Regions from separate parts of the Mus musculus genome. Here region 2 is linked to region 1. Evidence: chromatin loops called from intact Hi-C (ENCODE). Cell type or tissue: gastrocnemius. All regions are shown on one strand.

Evidence for each region. Hi-C counts contacts between places; a loop is a spot of excess contacts. Peaks named below come from ENCODE experiments on the same cell type or tissue, not always from the same donor. Only the 100,000 strongest peaks of a DNase experiment are listed, where the experiment ranks them.
Region 2: a loop joins it to region 1, with 6 times the contacts of the local background. A loop is called at or near these places in 2 of 42 quality-filtered maps.

Annotation. Positions count from the first base shown.
Region 1 is chr7:76,218,181-76,226,180 of GRCm38, reverse strand. No RefSeq gene overlaps it. Among named protein-coding and RNA genes, the nearest start is that of Agbl1, 7.7 kb to the left of the region's middle. In gastrocnemius, no CTCF peak of the experiment used is centred here; DNase peaks (open chromatin) are centred at 3,245 and 5,822; H3K27ac peaks cover 4,499 bases.
Region 2 is chr7:76,337,003-76,345,002 of GRCm38, reverse strand. The region is part of intron 5 of Agbl1 (ATP/GTP binding protein-like 1); the gene reads right to left. Among named protein-coding and RNA genes, the nearest start is that of Gm30774, 28 kb to the left of the region's middle. In gastrocnemius, no CTCF peak of the experiment used is centred here; no DNase peak of the experiment used is centred here; H3K27ac peaks cover 4,405 bases.

The sequences.
Region 1 (8,000 bases):
CAACCTCCCATGAAGGAAATTTCAGAGTATCTTCAATGAATTCTTGAAATTTGGGTAGGTTTTATTTCAACCTACCTACAATTTCCACAACAAACACATGTTTTCTGAGATATTAATTACTATATTGAATGTTAAAGATTAGAATGAGGACTGGTAAAATGCCCGAGTAGGTAAAGACACTTGCCACCAAGCCTTACAACCTGAATTTGATCCTTAAGACCCATGTGGTAAAGGAGAGAACAGAGCCCTGCAAATTGTCCTCTGACCAAACATATACACACATATGAGTGCATGTGTGCCTGACTGCACGTGTACATACACTGAGACAGAGAGAGAGAGAGAGTAGATGTAATAAACAATGAAGGATTAGAAAGGACCCAAGGGGTAAGGGAATATTAAGTGAACAATGATATACATGACAGTCATTCACAGTAAAACAACACAAAACAGGGAAGGTGGTTAACAGCTGAATTTTTGAAAATCTCATATTACTCTGAGTTCCCCAGTACTTAACATACACAATATTACCCATAGTTTAACAGCAAGACTAAATCTTACTCAAATAATACCCAATATCGCTCTTAATCAGATGCATCTTGTGTGCATATTGATATACACATGCTTCTTGACTTTCACCAGTCATTATAAGGCTGCCTTGGAAAATGTATCAGAGTTGACTAACTGTCCCCCTTGACCCTCAAAAGCCTTCCTCCACCTTTTCTTTATGTGTGAAGTTCCTGGTTGTGAGGTAGTGGTATTATTCAGCTTTGTGTCACTGTAACAGAATCCCTGCGATACTCAACTTAATAAAAAAGAAAGGCATGTTTTAGTGCAATTTCTTGACCCTACCATTAAGAGCCTGGGGCAAAGTAGAACATCACATTGTGGCAGTGAATAGGTAGTTAAACAAAACCATATTCCTCATGGAAGCCAAAGAGGAGGTAGGGAGAAGGAGGAGGTTTGGGACAAAATACACATTCCAAAGGGTTGTCAATCAGACCTGGAAAGATGGTTTAATGTTTAAGAACATTAGCTGCTCTTCCATAGGACCAGAGTTTGATTAATAGCACCCACAAGGAAGGGCACAACTATCTGAAATCTCAGTCACCATAGAATCTGGTGTTCTCCTTTGTCCTCCTCAGGCACTGCATGCATGTAACACAGAGACATACAATCACACAAAAAATCCATACACATAAAGTAAAAAAAAAAAATTGTAATAAAAATAAAGCATAAAGACATCAGTGACCTACTTTTAACTAGGCTCCACCTCCTGACGTTTTTTTCCCACCACCTCCCAGTAGACCCGAAAGCTAACTCCATAGTGGGAATAATACATTCTTGATGGCAGAATCCTCAAGAGATAATCACCTCTCAAAGGCCTCACCTATGAACATGCTACTTTGGGGATCAAGCCTATGACACATGAGTTTGGAGATGGAGACCACTCAAGATCCCAATCCTACTATGAGTGGAGGAGACAGTTAAAAGGCAATCTGTTCACAAGAGTGTTATCTGTGGGCCATCTAATTTAGTATTTGCACAAGCCCTCTGAGGTAGACACCCTCCCAAAATCCTTTCCAGTTTTTTTATTGAACAGGAAGGCTGAATGTGTAGAAAGCCTCAGGCAGAAAAATTCTCAGTGGATTTGAATTCTTAAATGCAAACAGGGTTTGCTTTCCTGGGACTATCAGACAGCATAGGTCACAGGAGAAGATGCCCACAGTGAAGCCAGAAATACAGAAGATTCTGATGGTGACTTCAGTGCTCATGGATGCAGGTCCCTTCTGTGGAAGGAAAAGAGGAAGGTGGAGTTCCCTCTGGGCTAAACTCTCTTCTCTAAATACAGAATGTGTGTGTTCAAACCCTTGTTCCCTTGTCCACTAGCTGTATAACTTTAAGAAACATATCAAGTTCTCTGTGACCCAATTTTCTCATCTTTTAAATGGGAGGTTAATAGCGCCTAGCTCACAAGGGTCTGAGAGTACTCTTGGAAGAAACACCCACACTGTTCTCCTCCTAGTGCTTGATAAATGTGGGTGTTGTTAATGTTATTGCTACTGCTATGGCGTCAATTAAACCTATCTCAAATAACTGATGAGAGGATTAAAAGTTGTAGACAGGAATTTTTCCAAGACACTCTGCAGATTCCAAGCCAGTGATGCTAAAGACCTTCCTAACTGACATGGTGTGTGGTGTGCACTGTGCACATCTTCACATAGACTTCAAATCAGATCTGGATTATTGACAGAGAGAGAGAAAGAGAGTTTTTGAAAGTTTTTCAACCGGTGTTCAGTTGAATGCACAAATGAGGAAGGCTGGGACAAATGCAGACTCAGTTCCGCACATGGAAGGGATTCATGGAAGGTGATGAGTGGGTAGAAATTGTATGAACAGTGTTGTCCAGGACTCCTCAGGATACAGAGGGTACCGTGTGGAGGAAGTGACACAGCATCCCTTTTCCTGCCCAACAAGGAGAAACTCGTGGCATTCTGGTCACTTCGGAACATCTCTGGGGTGACCTCCTGTGACCACAACAAGGCATGTGCAGAGTTACAGACTGCAAACAAGGCAAACCTGCTCAGCATTTCTAGGGTGGTCTTATGGGGCTGGAGACCAGGATGAGGAGCTGAAGGGAAACTCACCTGAAGGGGTTAAGAGGGGACTGACACTGTGGACTTTGCCCTTTGGGAAGAAAACAAACTCGGAATTTCACAGCAAGGGAACAGAGGCAACACTGCCATCTCCACCACAACCATATCACTGAACACCTAGTGCATGCCCACTGCTATTTTTAGACTACTTTATGATGCTACCATGCAGGAGGTGAACTGATTTTATCCCTCAGTAATCCATGCCTTCTTTCTTTGGCATCTGACCCTATTATCACTGTATGAAATGGAAGAAATGAATGCTCCGTCTCATATGTCTCCAGAGCACATACAAATAACAAAGTAGTAATTATGTGTTGTAATACTTAGCCAGTGTGAGTATTCTATCACTAGACCCTAAGTCTTTTAAATGTCATTGGATCCCTCTGTGCTCATAATGCCTTGCATAGCACTAGACCCATATATTGGGATTCCAGTGGCCACCAATGAAAAGTTGAAAGTCCCTCCTCTGGGCTGGGTAGCATATATGCCAATGTTCACAGCCTTGTCAGCAAGAGGCAGCGCAAAGGTTACCATACCCTTGGCCCTAGGAGGCAGAAGGCCAACTCTACTCAGCATCTACTCAGGACTTCATGGACACCTGACAGACTTCTTCAAGGAAAGCCAAGAAAAACCTCCCTCCACGCCAGTCTCATCAGGAGCCAGGCCTACAGTGCTGACAGCTGTGGAATGTCCATCAGACCTTGCAGCTTAGCCAGCCCAGGGGCTCACAGCTTCTGAGCCCCCAAGATGAGGTATCAGATCACAAGCAAGTTGGAAACAAGGGCTTCTCAGGCCAGGCTGCCCAGAGTGCAATGGAGGAGGAATAGAGATATCAGCCATCAGGGCCATCCATTCAGATGTTTCCTTCTTCCTCAGCAAAGGCTGAGAGATTGCAAGCCAGGATAACAGGAACCCAACACCAGCCTGGACAGGGGCATGGGTTTAATGGTAATGAGCTAGGAGGCTAAGGTTGCCTTGTGGCAGGCCCATTCCGCATTCACCCCACATACATATATTAATCACTGTTCTATAGCAGGAAGTATGAGTGGGTCTGGAGCCTAGCAGCCAAGAATATGATCTCTAGGATCACAACCTAAGTTCACTTCCAAACACTTCCAATTCTGGTTGCATAACTTAATAAGTTATATACATTCTCTATGCCTTGGTTTCTCAGTGCTGAAGCAAGCACAGAAAAGGGGTTGTATGGATGTAAATGGGCAATGCATTACAAATGTGTATCCCCACGTAAAGCACAGACAAGTTGGTAGTTAGCATGCTCAAGCATCAGACTGGCGTCTAATGGTCAAAGTGGAAACTTCAGTTTCCACGTTCATGATTCTAGTGCTCTACTAATTTAACATCTGATTAAAACTTCTGATAGAGCTGTCTTGGGAATGTCATGATGACTTGAAGGCCATATCTGCCATTCTGGATTTCCTTTCTACAGTATGACAACTAACACAGGGTTGTCTGCCTTTATAGTAGTTCAGAAGAAAACCCCTACACTCACATACAACCTGATTTTACCCAAGGCCAAAATCTAAGAAATAGAATCCTTCACCCCCATGCTCAGTCTGTGCCACACACAGAATTCAAGTGGGATTTCTTCTACTCTCTACCCCTACCCCAGTCCTTTCTCAACAAACAAACAAAAAAAGATCCAGTATGAGCCCTGAACAGTGATGATCTATCAAGACAACTAATTTTGATTAAGAATAACATCAGAGGAGCATTTAAAATTAAAATCTTCTGTCTTCTATCAACAGAGCTTAACAAAAGTCACTACTTCCTTTAGAAGGGTGCAAAATAGCTGAAAACAAGTAGGAATACTCAAAAGGTTAAAAAAAAAAAAAAGGCCAGTGTCCTATAACCTTAGGATATGCTATCTAGGTGACATGAGAGCTGACATTGCTTAACCCTTTAGGGACACTTTGGTGCAAATGAAATGGTGTGATAAGATTGGGGAGACAGCGAAGGTAAAAAAAAAAAAGTATTTGCTAGGCAAGCAGGATGACCTGAGTTTGACCCTTGAATGCACTCAGCATGGTAGCATGTATGTGTATATGCATAATCCCGGCATTGGGGAGGCAGAGACAGACTGTTCCAAAGAGCTCACTGGGCAGCCATCTTATCCTACTCAGTTAGCCCCAGAATCTAGTCATAAACCTTGTCTCAAGGAAATGCACAGCAGCTGAAGAACACAAACCAAGTTTGATCTCTGACTTCCATATGGAGAGAGAGAGAGAGAGAGAGAGAGAGAGAGAGAGAGAGAGAGAGAGAGAGAGAATGATAGACAGCTAGACAGCTTCCCAGCTGCAGCTTTGCTTACCAGTCTTCACATCTATGCTTGACTTCCCATGATTTCTTGAGTGTGGGAAGGACCTGCCTCTAGCTAGCAAAACATGTCAATGAGTGACTACACTACATTGTACACTACATTGTATTAGACTCTACCCTATTGTGAGCATCACCGTAGAGACTGTCCTCACTGTCTAAAAGGAAGCACCCAAGTTGAAAAGATCCATTCATCAAGAAGCTAGAGGTGACCAGTAAAGGAAAGCCAGCAAAGAGCTGCCACCCTCCAACACGGAGCCTCAGCCTGCCTCCGTACCACGAGTACCTGCCATGATGTCTCAGCCAGGGAAGCATTCAACTGAACCCTTGCAGAAGACGCCTTAGCCATGAGCAGACCATCCAGCCTAGATGTCCCCTCCCTCATCATTCCCCTCCTCTCACCCTACCCTACAGCCATCCAGCCACCCTGAAGAAGGCCTGGAGAAGTCACCCAAGTACCTGTGTCTCTCACACACACCCTCAGACTAGGAAGTAAATGGAGAAAGGATGCTCTCATCTGGCTGTTTGAAACCAATTCTCATTATAGTGATTTACATGAACAGGGATGCAAATCTGCATACCATCAAGGGTTTAAGATTAACTTGGGCACATTTGATTTGATTTGATTTGATTTTGGCCTTAAATTCTTCATGGATACTGAGCCTCCGTGGTTTTCTCCTTCCAAGTAACTGAGCTTTACACCCAAAATTAAAACTGCCGCAGCCAAAGACTTTCTTCAAATGTGCGTATTCACTTTGGGGAAGGACAGACGAGTGCACTTGGAAGTCTCTTCAGCACCAAAATGGCCCTGGTCCAGTGATCAATACTCACACAGAAGTGTCCTTAAATAGGAAATAGAATTTTAATAGGAATCTCTGCAGAGCTCCAGGCAAGAGTTTGCATAATACAACCTCCTGCCAACAGAGTGGTGGATTGGGGAGAGGGAGGGTCTCTGCCTCCTTTTCACAAGTGGGAAGAATTCCGTGGGCTCTTAAATCTGCCTCTGGGATTCACAGCTGTCCACTGGACTTAGTGTGCCAAGACTTGGGTGGGTGTGGCCCATCAGCCAGCCTCTGTAAAACCTTAAAACAGGACTTTATATAAGGACCAGCTCAACACCGCATATCTCTGGGCCCTGGAAAATGATCAGGGGGAAAGCAGGTTTTATGAGCTGCGCTGACATACTGTGTCTCAGTGTGATTAATCCATCTCAGAAAAGTGACTTGAAGAGCCAATTAAAGGCAGCTTAGAGGAACTACTTTGCATTGTCTCTTTATTCTGTTCCAGGTGACAATTGTACCTGTCAGGCAAGCTGTGAGAAACTATCAATTTTTGGCAGCATGAGTTTCCACAAGAAAACAAGAACCGTTGCCCCGGGAGAAAGCAACTGTCCTTCTCATGGTGCAAATCCCCACGCCCAAATGAGGCCCTCGCAGCCAGTGGCTTCCATGCAGAAATGGGGACTTTGCTGCTGGTATAGAGGTTTCCAGCTCCAGGTCCAGTCTGCTGGGCCTCCCTGCTTCCTCCCTGCTTCCTTCTGCTCTGCAATATGAGAGGATAAGCAGCTTCACATCTAAACTCAAGCAAGGCAGGTGCATGCCGTTCTAGAGGGAAAGCATGGACCACAAAGGAGAAGGAATGGAGCAAAGGAGGAGGAGGAAGGTCAGAAAGAGGAAAAGACAAAAAGCTCCTACATCCCAGATAAAAAATGATTTTGCAGTTTAAGACAACAAACAGAGCTAAAGAGATGGTGAGGTCAGGAATGTGTTCACTATAAAAGCACGCAGAGCCAAGTTTGAGTCCCAGCAGCCACATGAAAGACAGGCTCAATGGCATGGACCTATAATCCTGGAGCTGGGAAGGAAGATGCCTAGGGCTTGCTGATCTGTCAGTCTAGCAAAATAAGTGCACTCCAGCTTCTTCAAGAGATCCTGTCATAAAATATAAGTTGGAAAGCAATAAAAGCATACACTTGACATTGACCTCCAAAGTCAACAAACATGCATGCAGACACTCACATGCCTCAGAGAGTATATACTTGCAGTGCCCACATCTGCAGACAAGAAATGATTAAAATAAGTGAAGGCCGATCAGTGGTTTCATTCAACATGATTGCTTGACCCTGTCATTCAACTCTTTTGCATCAATGAAGATCGTAAAGTATTATTTCAGCAAGGAAACAAAACCTGTAACCCTTATGCTTAATCCTTCTCCCTGAAAACAAGGCCTGTCCATCCCCGCAGAAATCACTGTGGCTGAAGTTAAACTGGGAAAAGGAACAGTTCCCAGCACACGACCCTAGGGAGGGCAGATGGTCCAGGCTGCCTCCAGAGAAAAGCAAAGACTCCCAGGCTTAGTTCAGGTAGCCCCATAGGTCACTGTCCCTCAGAGGTGAGCTAGTGACTGCCAGTGGCTCAGATGTCAGATCCAAGGGAAACGGCTGGCTCAGCCTGTGGCTCCGGTTCTGTGGCTCAGCCCGGGTAGGGTTACAAGTTTGTTGTGATGCCTGTCAACTTCTGGTAGGGACAAACATCCATCAGTTCACCTTTCTAGGAGGTCAAGGCTATACCTGGTAGACAGGGTCAGACAGAGACAGAGCTGTGAAGCCCAGAGGAGAGACAGAGCTTTGAACCCCTGAATTACCCTTCTGGGAACAATGGGTATTTTCCAAATGAGATAAGAGTTCCATGGATGCTGTTGTCTGCATTAGCTGTGTAGCTCTCAAATTTACCAGGCTTGGAAGGTATTTAAGATACTGTAGCCTCCAAAGCCCCTGGGGAACACACACAAGTTAGTTGGGTATTAAGGGTATTATATCTTGGAGCTAAGGGGAGGGTTGGGGGGGGAGGGGTAAAGTGTTTGCTGTGCAAGCACAGGGACCTGGATTTGATCTCCAGTATCCACGTGGAAAAGCCAGGAGTGTGGCTAATGCCCATAATCCTAGCATAGAGGCCAGAGACAGAGGCATCGTTGAGGTTTTCTGGACAGTAAACCTGGCCTAACTGGTGAGCT
Region 2 (8,000 bases), 120 kb before region 1:
TTTTTTAGATCAATTTGGGTGAGCTTTCTGCTTCATACACATGCAATATACACCAACTACGCATTAAATTGTGTGTGTGTGCACACACGTGCACAACTTCACATCTATACATGAATGTGTGCGGTTTTTTGTGTTTTCACTTTCTCTTCTGCCTCTGCCTAGAAGAGCCTGTTTAGTATAACCTTAGCACCTGGAAAATACCTTCCATACTCCATGCTCAAAGATTCCTTCCTTGGAAATACTTCTGTGCCAGTTTCTGGGTACACTAAGACCCCCTTCATGAATACCCCATCATTAAGCTATTTGTCTTGCTCACTTAAATGCTGATGTACTATGGATCATCTACAAGCTCCTTGAGGGCAAGAGCCATTGCTTTTCATCTCAAATCCCACACATATCTGCTAAAAATAAAATGTTCAAGTACTATTGAGTGAATAAATTAATGGTTGAAAGGATGAACCTCAGGTAAACCGAAGCATCAATGTTCATTAAATTAACTGGCATTTACTGAATACCTATGATGTACTATCTGAACGAAATTCAAACTTAATTTATAATAATTCACTTCTTTTAAATAGCCATCTATTGTTCTCTATTTTTCTCATCATCAGCTCTGTTGAATATAACTGATGATTGCACGGAGAACCAACAACAAAATAGCACTGTAATTGAACTAAGCAGAAAGCCTCCAAAGTGCCCTCATCCTGAAATCTCTGCCCAAACTCTTCAAAACAATTAGCATTCAATAGCTATGCACATTGGCCTCTTCTGGGCGTTTCCTTTTCCGCCTGACTGGGTGGCTTTTATATGTTAAACATACTTATCTTCAAGATACCACATCACATCACTCTCAGCTTCACAAGAAAAGAACTTCTCCAGTTTGCTTTTTGATCTTATGACTGTGGTATGTAACTGTGGAATCATTCCCTGTAAAATGTGGCCATGGCCTGCTCTGAACAAAGACTGGTGGACACAAGAGTGTTTCCTGCTAAGAGGATCTCTCTCTCTCTCTCTCTCTCTCTCTCTCTCTCTCTCTCCCCCCAGTTCCTCAAATGCTCTCCCCTCATATTCACAAGTAACTTTGTAAAGAATCTGTGATCTATAGGAAGATAGAAAGATATAAACTTATGTATAAAATTTTACATATAGGGCTAGCCTCAAAGACTTATTCCTACAGCAAGCAAAAGTATCCAAGAGTCTACCTCCTATTAAGATGGAAACTGGGGCAGGTAACTATGGAAAGGTTGACTAGTATAACTTTTAGCAGATACGTATGGAAATTGGAGGATAGTTACAAGGAACTTATAGAACATGTCAAGTCTCTCTAGTATACATAGGACCCAGAGTGTGTGTTCTCTTTCAAATATCAATGTATCAAACCAATTCTGACTCTCTCATCATGTCATCCTGGAGAATAAATGCCACAGCAACAGTGGAAATCATCTACTTGCCAATCATTGTTCACAAGTCAAATCATGCTCTTTGAATCTCTGCACAGCTCAGTCATACGTAAGTCCCAGATCCACCCCTTTCCAAGATATCTAGACTACCTTACTTGAGTGACAAAAGATCAGAGAGCTCCTCAGATGGAGGAAAAGGAGAAGTCTAGACCTTCAAGCTCACTGAGCCACTAGACTAAGCCTTTCTAGGGCCCAAATGGATGCTCTGCTGATTTCAAGGAAGACTCAAGCAGATGCTCTGACTGACAAAATCATGTGAGAACATCTTCAGAGAGGCTTGATGCCCCAGTATAGGGAAATGCCAGGACAGGGAAGCAGGAGTGGGTAGGTTGTTGAGCAAGGGGATGGGATAGGGGGTTTTCAGAGGGGAAACCAGGAAAGGGGATAACATTTGAAATGTAAACAAAGAAAAAGCTAATAAATAATTTTTTAAAAAAAGAACATCTTCAGGGGATAAAAAGCCCATCTACTTTGCAAGTCAAGAGTTTGACTCCTATCAAGATGGAAGCAGGGACAAGTAACTAGGTAGAGATAAAATAGCATACAAATTTTGCAGATACCAATGGAAATTGGAGGATAGTCACAAGGGACATATGGAGCATGTCAAATCCCTCTAGTATACATAGGACCCAGGATGTGTGCTGTTTTGTATCGATCACTGAATCACTGGTTCACTATGGAGGATCTTCCTATCCCACATGCTACATTGCAGTTTTTGCACAGATTCAGTAGCTTGAGGACAAAATTCCATCTTCTGTTCTTTTGAAATCTTCACTGCCTGCTACCAAGACAAATGTGTCAAATGTCACATAAAAGTCTTAAAGCACATCTGCTTTGTATTATGCAGTAGGGCATCTTTCAGTGATGGAATATGTCTTGAAAGGCATTAGGAGTTTGATGAGCTTCTCTGGGTTTCATTGACCTCACCTTAGATGAAAGAGGTGAACAAGAAGGAAAGTTCCTTGGAAGCTTCCAACTTTCAATCCTGTGACTTGAATATCTATGACTAGCCCTAACAGAGAGAGGTCAGTGGCTTCTTAAGGAGATGAAAGGGATTTCAACCATAGACCTCATTGCCAGGGTTTAATTCATGTAGGAAACTATTCATTCCACTATCAACTGCAGGCTCAGAGTCAGATTGCAGAGGCCATAATCACTTTGTCAGTAAGTTGAGCCCTTGGTGCACATCCCCAATATCATCACTTGTGAAGCTGGCTTGGAATTTTTTTTGTTCCTGTTCCAAAATATTTGAGTCCAAGTGCTCCAAAACACGAGGCTTCTGAATCACCATGATGAGCCCATGCTTGAAAAACTCAGATTCTACTTACATTGAGTGAAAGGTTATAATGTTTTCTAATGAGAATAGAAACAAAGAACACCCAGGAGAAATATGGAATCTATTTCAAGAGACAGAAAATTCTGTTCCCTGTAACTTGAATCTCCACTCTCTCAGTGACAAAGCTGTGTCACCTAGGTTGCTCATGATAACAAGGAAACCATTAGCTTTGGCTGAGTCTCCATTCATTTATCAGCTACTATGCCCAAGCAAAATGGGATGGTATGCTGGCTAGAGAAAGTTCAGAAGGCTTGACTTTGGAAAGACACTGGTTCAGGAGAAAAAGAAGCATGGGAAATTTTTCTAGCTCATAAACTGAAGATGAAATCACCATAAATAGCTGCCAGTGAAGCAATGCCCAGTAATCCTGTACTCAGGCAAAGCTCAAATGCCAAAGAGCCCTGGCAGACAAGAGCTCAAAAGGGAGAAGATCACTAACACTATTCTAAGTACAGGGAGCAACTAGGACAGCCAACAGGACACTAAACTGAAGAATTTGCTTATGTGGCTTGTTTAAGACCCAAACACAACACCGCCTTCTGTTGCCAAGGTATTTAATCCCAGAACCTCTAGAGCACAGAATATGACCCACAATTGTGCCAAGATAGTTCACGGCCCAAAGACCCCTGATCTTGAAAGATAAATCCTAACATAATAGATCTGCTGAAAGCCTGAGATAGAAGGTGTGATGATATTGAAGGCCTCTTGTGTAAGAGATGAAGCCAGCATGGTCCCGAATACGATTCTCAACTTTCCAATTCTTGGGGAGGCTTCAGAAAAAACATCCTAGCCCATGACAAATTCTGAATCTTCTTCCTTAACATGCAGTGAAATGATCAGAGAACACAATTGGGGTTGAAGAAGTAGCTCCTGATCAGAAAATTGTAATTGACTTTGGCAATTGGAACTCTGTGAGGCATGGCAAGCTAGCGGAGTTTAAAATCCTGGGAGCTACTGTCATATCTGATAATCTAGCGTCAACCACCAGTTAAATATTGTCTGAGGACCTAGCAGGATCAGAGAGGATGTAGATATGCTTTGGGAAATATCATGGGAACATCCAGCAGACATGGATATCATCACTATTAAAAACCCTGAAGCCCTGTAAGTAAAGGAAAAAGGGGGAAGCTTGAAGTGGAGAGTGTTGACACATTGAACAACATAATCTCTTCTAAGTTACAAAACCAGTCAAGAACCGGCAAGTGATCTCCTTTGCCTCAGGAAATTGTCAAACTTAGTAAGTTTAGACTGATCCAGGAAAACTGGGTGGATAAACAAACTGGTAGCAAAGGGCCAAGCTCTCTGACCTAGGGTCATTTCCAGCTCCTGATTTTTATAGACCACCCCTACAGATTCTAAACCTCCTCCTGAATCTGTTAACAGACCAACACTGGCTACCTACTTCAAAGGAAAGCAAAGGCTCCTATCTTCTGAAAAGCCCTTCAACTTTAGAGCCTTCCCTTTAGCCAACTTGTCATATTCCTGAAACAACTCTAAACAACAAATAGGGCTCTATCACTTCCCTTCCCTCCAGTGATCAAAACCTTTCTCCTTTTAAGGCTAATATTCCAGTTTCTCTTCTCCTGCCTGACTTCGCTCCAGAGGCACCTTAGTCCTTCATTCCATACAGTTCTGGTAGAGGGGTCACATGAATTTTCAGGTATGTTTAGACACCTACATATGGACTCATCATGTGGACCCAGGGTAGGATCAAGAACAAAGATGGCAACCAGCATGAAGTGACTCATTTGGTAGAGGCTGTATTGCACTTAATCGCTACATTCAGAAGTCACCAATATTTTTTAGTTAAAGTATTTTTTGGTGCATGTTATAACATTATACATACTAACACTGAGGTGTTACACAGATGAATAGTACAGTCTATGCTCAAAATGACCTATGAGGCAAAATTTGTGAAGTGTTTCACACAGTCGGTGGAAACACTAATTGCCCTAATTCACCCACTACGTATTATATACTTACCTTATAAGGTAAGTATATAATAAGTATAAGTATATACTTACCTTAAATACATTTCTTTTTAATTTAATTGAGAATTACCATAGTTTATACATGGAGCTAGACCCTGTTGGGGCGAGGGGGACAAGGTAAACATGGTTCAATATCTACCTTGATACTCAAAGTTTAGAGGGGAGAGAAGACCCTGGGGCAACAGTGTACAAAGTTAAGAACAGTATGTTGAAAGGAAGGATGAAAAAGATTCCAAAGATGTGCTGAGGACAAGTGACTCCCTCTCCCCCTCGTCCCCAACATGGAGACTAGGTAGCTGTTTTCCCTTCTGACAGAATGGCAACACCATTCCTGGAGCAGGCCACACTTAGAGATAGCTGGAGAGAGAAAGCGATGAAGAGTGAGAGAGAAACCGAAGCACATTCTTGGCACCTTGAAGGCTGGGAAGACCACTTAAAAGGAGAGAATGGCTTTCCAAGTCTTCCGATGACTGTTTAGACCAAAAAGGCAGATGTGGGGAGCAAAAGGAAGTGAGAAGGCACAAGCCAAGATACCCACGCATTGGTGAAGAGTAACAATATGGTGGCCGTATAGCAAATGAAGGTAGTCTAGAGTAGCTTCCTTCTCAAGCCTGGAGGCTGGCATGAGGCCACAGGAGGCTTGGGATATAGCTGTACAGGCCCTTTCTCCCTCCTAAGGCTGGAGCTACCACCATAAATTTTCCCCTGAGTACCGCTGGAGATCAGAGGACAGCTGCGTGTCTATTTTAGGTGCACATGAGAGAAGTAGAACAGGTTTAATCTTCACAGGAGGAAGGAGTCACAGTGGCACCACACTGGGCACCAGCTCTCAGAAAGGCATACTGCCATAATTCCCCCACAGTTTGCAAGACCTTGGAGGATGGTACTCAGTCCTGCAGGCCTGTTACCATGTCCGCCCATGTAAGAACCCTCAAAGCTATATAGGTCTGGTGTGTAAGTGCAGGTAATTAAGCATAGTTTACTTGGGTTGGTCTTGGTTGAGATTTGGGGAATGGAGCTTACAGGAGCTGTCTGGCTGTAGGCAGGCAGCCTATTACCCAGCTGTATCTCTATTCCTGGTGAGTGACATGTCTGAGCATGTCAAATCTCACAGACGTTTCTAGGCATTATTTCTAATGCCTACAACAAGCCTGTAAGTTAAGGCTTGATATTCACACTTCCACAAATGCCAGAGTTAGTTAAGAAACATAAAGGATCTCACCAAGATGCTAGGTAGCATCTTCCAATTTGGATGCCTTCATTCCTTATCTAGTTGGGAAGGAGGCAGGGGTTAGAAAACAAAGAAGCTTTGGGAAAGAATTCGAAAGCAGGGAGAATAGCTATTTAGCCTTTGAGAGGAAATGGCCATTCAATTGAAGAGAAAGATTCCCTATCATTAAGCAAATTGTTTTATGGATATGAACCGTTTAGACATTAAAAGAAATTTAAGCAAACTTTAACTACTTGTGATTGTCTTACATATGGCGGTTTTAGAAATATAACACTGGAAATAGTCTGCAAGAGACTCCAATGGTGTTTCCAATGCTGGAGCTCAGGGATCAGGCAGCGCTTAAATCCTGGCTCTTTCACTTAAATCTCCTGAAGGTTATTTAACTTCTTTCATCGTCAGCTTCCATTCCCCCACCCCACCCCCCCCTCGTAAATTTAGGCACAGTAATAGCACCTGCCTCAAAGAAGAAAAGAGGCTCAAAAGAGACAGTGTGGGGCTAGGCACCTAATCAACTCCACCACGGCAATGCCAGCTACATTGTAAAGGCTCCGTGACGAGGCCTCTCCTATATGAACATTTGATTTTTAGTTTGGCATTTTGCTTAAGAAGGAGCGCCATCTGGCAGAAGATTTCTCAGGCAGATCAGACATGAGGAAATGGTGGGTATAGTGTTTAAGAAAATACTCCTGAGATCCCTGGCAACTTTTCTGTTCTTGGAAGCATTCCACCCCTGTTAATCTCTGATGTTTGTCCATTGTTCTGTGGCATCTTGAGCAGATTTGGACCTGAACTTGACTTTTTATAGGAGCAAAGGAAAGCAATACAGACAGCAACAGGAGGTATCCCTAAGAAGGGAACTGGTATGCTTTAATTACTCATTACTGTTTTACATGCGGTATTTGTATTGCTTTGTTCTCCTAATCTTGACCTTCATAACAGAGACAACAGAAGCCATCAGCATGGGAAAACAATAGGACCCAGTGCCTTGATAACCAAAGTTAACTGATAAGGGCTTCTTAAAAAAAACCCAGTACCCATGGAAAAGAATTGATCATTCAGGGAGACTCAGATATGCAAGGGCCCAGTGAACACTGCATTGATTTTCACACATTGTATAAGAAAAACCAGACAATTACAGGTTATAGAACAACATATTAGAAATAGTATTATGAGTACGATGGATAAAGCTTAGGTGTTAGTCAAGCTCAGACCAAAAGACATATTGAGACTGCAGATCTCAGCAGCAAAGGCAGTGCACAGTGACAAAATTAGTGACATAAACAAGTGCTGAACATCCCAAAGGGCACAGATGATTAAGAACAAACTGTGTTTTTCATCAGCGTTCCTCACTGCCACCCATAGCTTCTTTAAATCCAGAATACATTCCCAGAAGAGGGACATGGTAGACCAAAGGGCACCATGAGCTAAAGGATCACTAATCTGATTTTGATTCCTGGTGAGAATTTTTGTCATCTGATGCAGTGGGCATTTAAGGACAAAGTAAAGCGAAAGTACAGAAAAATAAAGGGGTTATTTTTACCCCTGTTTCTGGCTCTGAGGTATTTCACCTGTTTCATGAGGACCCCCTGGTAGAGTTGGGTTGATAACTACTTCGCAATAAGTCTCCACTGTAGACATTTCCAAGATGAAATGTATACTGTTCTAGCCCCTTTTAAAAGGTGGTGGTACATTTACACAATGGAGTATTACTCAGCTATTAAAAAGAATGAATTTGTGAAATTCCTAGGCAAATGGTTGGACCTGGAGGGCATCATCCTGAGTGAGGTAACACAATCACAAAAAAACTCAAATGATATATGCTCACTGATAAGTGGATATTAGCCCAGAAACTTAGTTAGCGAGATATAAGGTACAATTTGCAAAACACATGAAACTGAAGAAGAATGAAGACCAAAGTGTAGACACTTTGCCCCTTCTTAGAATTGGAAACAATCACCCATGGAAGGAGTTACAGAGACAAA